2 separate regions of the Mus musculus genome follow, and region 2 is linked to region 1. A link is a contact called in ENCODE Hi-C or POLR2A ChIA-PET data. All regions are on one chromosome and are shown on one strand. The core of a region is the stretch at or near the end of the contact, and the rest is flanking DNA. Distances in the headings are between cores, read along the strand shown. Region 1 holds the start of 9330020H09Rik (RIKEN cDNA 9330020H09 gene). Region 2 holds the start of Kansl2 (KAT8 regulatory NSL complex subunit 2).

Region 1 (3,477 bases), core at 271-2,770:
TACGGGGTGGGTTTCCTAGAACTACTGACCTGACGCGCAGGGGAGCTTGCATAACCTTGGGCCCTCCCTGACTGGATGTTTGGAATCTGAGCCTGCAAGCTTATCGCCTTCACTGACAAAGAGAAAAGAATGCAAAAGAAAAAAGGCCTCCAGACCTAAACGATAAACGATCGGTGGTGTCCTTGAGCGTGGCGGGGTGGTGGTGCAAGCCTTTAATCCCAGCACTCGGGCAAAACCCGACGCCCCTCTGAGCTCCAGGGATGACAAAAATAAGAAAGGAAAGAGAGAAAAAGACCCCTTTACCCGGGGCTGGAGAGATGGCTCAGCGGGTAGGGGCACTGACTACTCTTCCAGAGGTCCTGAGTTCAATTCTCAGCAACCACATGGTGTCTCACAACCATCTGTAATGGGATCCGATGCCCAATTCTGTTGTCTAAAGACCACTACAGAGTACTCATATACATAAATGAAGATAAATAAATCTTTAAAAAAAGGCCCCTTTACCCCCCCCCCCCAAACACTCAAACGAAGCTCAGTGGCGTTGATTTTATTCCTTCCAGATGATTGGCCGCAGTGAAACGGGAGGAAAGGCTGCTACAAAATAGGAGAGCGGTTTCCAAACGCGCCGGAGTTCTCCATGCCGGAGCTAAGAACCCAGGAACCTTTTAGTGGCTTTCGCGTTTCTGCACGGGGCAGGGCCACTCACTGTCTCGTCCTTTCTCGGTTTTCTGAGAGTCTCGCCTATTTCCCCTGCCACTTTTTCCGTAAGCCCGGTGTTACAAAGGGGCCTCCATCACGCACGTCCTCGGAAACTACCCAGCCAAGCGCAGCGAGCGTTAACTAGAGGCCCGCCGGTGAGGCCCCCTTACCGCAGTTCTCGCGCGGAAAGACGAGACCTTTAAAGAACGACGTCAGATAGTCCCGCCCACCTGGCGGTCACACGACCGGATCCTGCGTCCCGGCCGCCGGTCCGTTCTTAGCCGCGGACTGGCTGTGGATTCGTCTACGGGGTGTCGGAGGGGTCATTCCGGAAGTCGGCGCTGGAATCTTCGGCTTTCTGGGCGGAAGTGTGTCACAACCTCGGTGGTCGCCCCTTGGAGGAAGTTCGTCACGTCGCAGTAGTCTCGGCACGGCGGATGTGTGTCGCCGCTCCGGTGACGCTGGGAAGTGCTCGCAGCCCCCGCCGCTGCCTCTTGGTTGAAGCACTATGGAGGGAGAGAGGAAGAACAACAACAAGCGGTGGTATTTTACTCGCGAGCAGCTGGAGAACAGCCCGTCGCGTCGCTTTGGCGTGGACTCCGATAAAGAACTCTCTTACCGCCAGCAGGCGGCCAATCTCCTCCAGGACATGGGACAACGTCTGAACGTGTATCCTTTCGGCCTAGGCCATCGGCCTCGGAGTGCGTCCGGCCATGCTTCGACGTCCGGGCCGGCGACGCTGGTGGGGACAGAAGCGGGTGGGGTGGTGGCAGGAGCTGGGCGTCTAAGTTGGGAGAACCCACAATGGCGCTCGCTGGCCGAGCCACTGTTCGCGCGAGGGAAGTGAGGCGGAGTCAATTTCCCGCTCGCTCACCGGTGCCACCGGCCGGGCTGCCGACTCGTACCTCTCCTGTCTTTGTGTTTTCGCTGCTCCTTCCCAGCCCCCGTCCTCTGGATTCTGCCCTGTTTTAGTGGCTTTTGAGAGTCTTCTTTCTGCTGTGACCTAAGGCTCCGTTTAGGACGTTTCGCTATCGACTCTGCCTCCCCAAAGTGTATAAAAAGGGTTTCGGGAAATTCTGTACGCAAAGGACTTATGAAGGTGGTCTGGAATTGCTGCCCCAGTTTTGGTTCCAAGCCCGTTTCTCTCACTAGCTGGCTAACCTGTCAGATTCTCGTTTAAAACAAAATGTCCCAATGTCTGCCACCACGCTTGATATTCAAACGTTCTAGTAGCTGTTTCATGGAATTTAAGAGGAAAAAAAGATGTCAACTTAGGTTTGGGGGGAGGGGATATACAAGTTGGTATGCTTAAAGTAGTTTTCAGAATATTAAGTCCTTGCTTCTTTGGGCACTAGTGATAGTTTATTCATTAGGTTTCAAAATTTAGAGGTAATGTAGTTTAGTGATTTCCCCCCTCCCAGTTTTTCTTATGAAAATACAGTCTTGTGGCAAAACTAATAGTTTTAAAGTTCTTTCCGTTGTCCATATATATATATATTTTTTTTCTTTTTCTTTTTTTTATTTTACTTCCACTTATGTAGCATTTATTTAAGAGTGATGCTGAGGGCTAGGCCTGGTGTCCTGTGCCTTTGATCTGAGCTTTGGAGAAGTAGAAGCAGGCCAGAATTTCCATGTAAGACCCTGTCTCCAAGAAAGAAAAAAAAGTGCAGAGTTTAGGTCTCTAGTGTTTTTAAGTCTGAAGGTTGTATGTTGTATAGGTGTTCTCTTTATTGCCAGTTGTCTCCTATTGAAATCCAGTTTCCCAAGCATTTGGTCAGTGCACGATCAAACCTCTCTGAGTTTCTGTCTGTGTTTACGGCACCTTTTAAATGTGTGTTTAAGCTTGCCGCCATCATATTGTCACTTCTATGCAGACTGTTGCTGAGGTCTGTGGGAATAAGTACTCTTACGTTTTGGGGAGGTTGGAATGGTACCCGTACAAAGGAAGGCAGGGGTTTATTTTCAGTGGATGACTATCAAATGGTTTCAAAGGTTTTATACTTCAGAGGTCATGTAATATTTCCTGAAGGAATCAGAACTAAGCAGGGTGTGGTGGTGCGTACCTTGAATCCCATTGCTCAGGATGGGGAGGTGAGCAGATCTCTACTTCTGATGCCAGCCTGGTCTACACAGCACGTTTTAGGACAGTCAAGGATTCATAGAAAAACCCTGCCTTGAACACTGCCCACCCACCTCCTCACCTCCCCCACGCCCCCCCCCAAAAGAAAGTAGAACTGGAAAACTTAATTATTGAAGTTTAAGAAGGTGAGAGAGAGAAAAGTTCCAAGAGCCTAGTAAGGGAAGGCCTGGTAAATATCCTTAAAAAGTTATTTTTTGTGGGGCTAGAGAGATGGCTCAGCAGTTACAAGCACTTACTGTTTAGGCAGGGCCTATATGGCAGCCCACAGTCGTCTATAGCTGCAGTTGTAGGGTAATCTCATGCCCTCTTCTGACCTCTGTGGGCACCAGACATGCCCTTGGTGCACATACATAGAATCAGGCAAATGCTGATACACTTTAAAATTTTAAAGTTATTCTTGGCCTGACAGAATGGCCCAGCGGGTAAAGGCACTTCTCGTCAAGCCTGGTAGCCTGAATTCCATCCCTGGGACTCGGGTGGGAAGATAACCGACTCCTGCAAGTTGCCCTCTGACCACCATACTCATGCTATGGCCAAAAGTAAATGTGATGAAGTTGTCCTGAGCTAAAGGATCGTCTTTGCAGAAGGCAAGTGACAGGACAGGAAGCCTGAGGTCGTATGCAGCTTTGTTTGTACTG
Region 2 (3,477 bases), core at 449-2,948, 33 kb after region 1:
GAGAAACCCTGTCTCGGAAAAAAAAAAAAAAAGAAGCTGAGGCAGGAGAGTAGCTATTTGAGGCAAGATGGCTGTATAAGGAGATCATGTCTTAGGCACAGCAATAGGAACAGTAGCTGGTGAACATTTTTCTTATTTTTAAATGGGAGAGTTTACATCATGTACGCATGTACCTGAATTCTTATTGGTGTGAAGAGACACCAAACCACTGTAACTCTTTTTTTTCCCTTGTTTTTTTGAGACAAGGTTTCTCTGTGTAGCCCTGGCTACTCAGAGTCCTGGAACTCACTCTGTAGACCAGGCTGGCCTCGAACTCAGAAATCTGCCTGCCTCTGCCTCCCGAGTGCTGGGATTAAAGGCATGTGCGCCACCATGCCGGGCACAAATAAGTTTTTAAAAATGGTGCACTCCAGGTTCAGTGAGACAAGTCCAGATCCTGTCTTTGACCACAGAGACCCCCTTGCCTCTCTCCACAGTGTTCAGATTACTGGTGTGTGCTACCTACCGTAACCGTACCTGGTGGCTTTTTCATCTTTTGTTTTTGAGACACGGTTTCTCTGTGCAGCCCTGGCTGTCCTGGAACTGGCTTTGTAAACCAAGTTAGCCTCGAACTCGGAGATCTGCCTGCTTCTACTCTTCCCCCCCCCCCCCCCCCCCCCAGTGCTGGGGTTAAAGGAGTCTGCCACCACTACCAAGTGGGAGATACTCTCTTAAGAGAATAAGTTGGGAGGCAGAGGCAGGCGGATTTCTGAGTTCGAGGCCAGCCAGGGCTGCACAGAGAAACCCTGTCTCCAAAGGGGGGCGGGGGGGGGGGGAGAAGAAGAAGAGAATAAGGCAGAGAGCCATCGGATTTCTATAGGTGTGGTTGGAATCTTTAAAGAATCGTGAAAACGGAATAGCCTGTTTCTATAATACACTATTCGGCAGGGCGTTGAGAAGCATGCGCTATGCCAGAAGTCATTTTGATTTTCCATCACTTTATCTGTAAATAATGTCTACCTAAAAAATAATGTCTACCTCTTAGGGCTGCTCTACAAAAATTAATTAGTACATATATATGATTCATGAGATAGAAAGAGTTCGAGTGTTTACATGAAATGACCAAGAAAAAAAAATTAAATGAACTGGTTGGTCACCATAGAAAACTAATAAAACCTTTTCATGTGTAAACAGAAAACACGGTCAGCCACCGTCCACTTTTTTTCTTTTCTTTTTTTTAAGATTTATTCATATGAGTACACTGTCCCTGTCTTCTGACACTGCAGAAGAGGGCATCGGATCCCGTTAGAGTTGGTTGTGAGCCACCATGTGGTTGCTGGGAATTGAACTCAGGATCTCTAGAAGAGCAGTCGGTGCCATTTCTCCAGCCACCCCAATGTCTACTCTTCTGCTGTGTAGGGACGGTAAAGAAGTAGCTGCCCGAGAAGACTGGAGACTACTGCCACCAGAAGACGAACCCTTCAGATGGAAAAATATCCGAATCCGGCGACTGGCGGTGGCCCGCCTTTCCGACGGCCCACTCACCGGCCGAGTTTCTGACAGACACTTCACTTCAGCCACTCCCGTTGTGGAGTCTCTCACTGTCCCGCCCTCCACAGGCTAGTGTTAGTTCTGACCAATAGGAGCACAGCACCCTCAGCGCAGCAACCAATCAGCGTCTAGGGTCGCGTTCCGAGCAGGCGGAGCAGCCAGAGGGCAAGCTGCGCGGTGCCGCGCGGTGGGGGAGGTAAGATGGCGCCGTGCCGGGCGCTTCTCCTTTGCTGTTAGGCGCTGCTCGCCTTCTCTGTCAGCTCAGCGCGGCACGTCGTCTCCTGCAGCGTTGGAGCCTCTCTGGTTGCTAGGCTTTCGGGGAGCCAGGTTCTCCGGTGCCGGGAGCCGTGGGACAAGATGGCGCTTGTAGGACGACGGCCAAGGCGCTCGGGTCGGGGCTGTGAGCGCTGAGGCGGCCAGGGACAAAGGCGGCGAGCCGGGGCGTGGGGGCGGGGCGTGCCGCGCCGTTGCAGTGGTGCCGCGTGGGACAGGCGCCGCGCTTCCGGTCTGCTGCTGCGGAGATTCGGCCAACGTGGTAGGGGCCCGGGCGGCGGGCGGGTCGGTGACGGGAGGCTGGAGGGCGGCCGCGGGAGCACGCAACCAGGACTCGTGGCCGGGCTAAGGCCGTTTCGATCTGTCGTGTGACCGCCCTCCCCGCAGGTTTTGGCATGAACAGGATTCGGATTCACGTCTTGCCAACGAATCGGGGGAGGATCACCCCAGTGCCCAGGTCGCAGGAGCCCCTTTCCTGTTCGTTCACTCACCGCCCGTGCTCTCAGCCGCGGCTGGAGGGGCAGGAGTTCTGCATTAAGCACATTCTTGAAGACAAGAATGCACCCTTCAAACAATGTAGTTACGTCTCGACGAAGAATGGAAAAAGGTGCCCCAGTGCTGCCCCAAAGCCCGAGAAGAAAGATGGGTACGTGGAGAGGCGTGGGTTATATGGGTGCCTTCGGGCTCCGAGAGTCGTTCTTACTTTTCAATGCACGCCAAGCACAGGTTGTATCACCGAGCCTGCTTCAACGCCCAAACCTCCTACCGTTAGACTTTTATTACATTTCGAAGCATTTATTTCCCGTTGGTAGTTTGTTTTGTGTGGTTAGGGACACGTGGGGAGGTCAGAGGCCAATTTGCTGGAGTCGGTTTTAGTACCTCCTGGTACGGAAGGACAGACAGAAGGTTAAGCTAGGCTTGCAGAGTCACAGACTCCCCCACCCCCGGCTCCTCTTTTGAGACAGTCTCGCCCTTGCTTGGAACAGTTTTGGCAACCCTTTATGGTTTTTTAAAGAACTTTCATGTGTATGGGTGTTTGCCTGCATGTGTGTTGGTGTACCACGTTCATGCTTGAGGGGAGGGCGTTGGGTCTCCTGGAACTGGAGTGGGAGAATGTTGGTGCCACATGCTTGTCCCCTGCCTTCAGTTTTAAAGTGCAAAGGGGAACATGATGTGTAGAGTTGGTCGTATCTGCGGAGTTTTAGGTCGTGTGTTTGTAAAAAAGGTATTAAGGATATTCACTCTTTGGGAGGCAGGTCAAAACACTCAAATGCTCAGAGGTGATGATGCTGGCAGCAGTGGTGCAGGCCTTTAATCCTGGCACTTGGGAGTTCAGGCCAGCCTAGTAAAAGCATTGAATTCCAGAATTGCCAGGGCTAAACAGAACCCTGTCTCAACCCTCCCACCCCACCCCGCCAATAATGAGAACTGGAAGGCCATTTGAGGGAGAGATATTTAGTTAATCGCTTGCTGGAAAAATTAAGGTTTTGAGTTCTGATTATGGTCAGACTGATTTTAACCCTTAATTCTCCTGCCTCGGCTTCTGGAGTTCTGGGATTGCAGCTCTAAAGTCTTCTTCCTTAAACATCTATTATGAGGATTCACGTGCTGCCACACACACGTGGTCGGAGGGTAGCTTTCTGCTGTGTGGGGGGTGATGGAACTCAGGTGGTC

What was found. Hi-C counts contacts between places; a loop is a spot of excess contacts on that map. ChIA-PET counts read pairs that join two places held with the same protein, here RNA polymerase II (POLR2A).
Region 2: a map of heart shows a loop between it and region 1 (5-fold over the local background). The contact joins the promoter of Kansl2 here to the promoter of 9330020H09Rik in region 1. A Hi-C loop is called at or near these places in 12 of 37 maps with a recorded cell type or tissue (CH12.LX, adrenal gland, gastrocnemius and 2 more). POLR2A ChIA-PET finds 5 or more read pairs at or near these places in 4 of 5 experiments (Patski and embryonic stem cell).

The regions. Positions count from the first base shown.
Region 1 is chr15:98,565,367-98,568,843 of GRCm38, reverse strand. It overlaps 9330020H09Rik (RIKEN cDNA 9330020H09 gene), which reads right to left and starts at 1,520. Exons shown (of 2, transcript NR_028442.1): 1 at 1,319-1,520; 2 at 1-1,205. Ccnt1 (cyclin T1) reads left to right here and starts at 1,108. Exons shown (of 9, transcript NM_009833.2): 1 at 1,108-1,368. The coding sequence starts at 1,208.
Region 2 is chr15:98,532,490-98,535,966 of GRCm38, reverse strand. Kansl2 (KAT8 regulatory NSL complex subunit 2) reads left to right here and starts at 1,698. Exons shown (of 10, transcript NM_133714.5): 1 at 1,698-2,065; 2 at 2,191-2,449. The coding sequence starts at 2,199.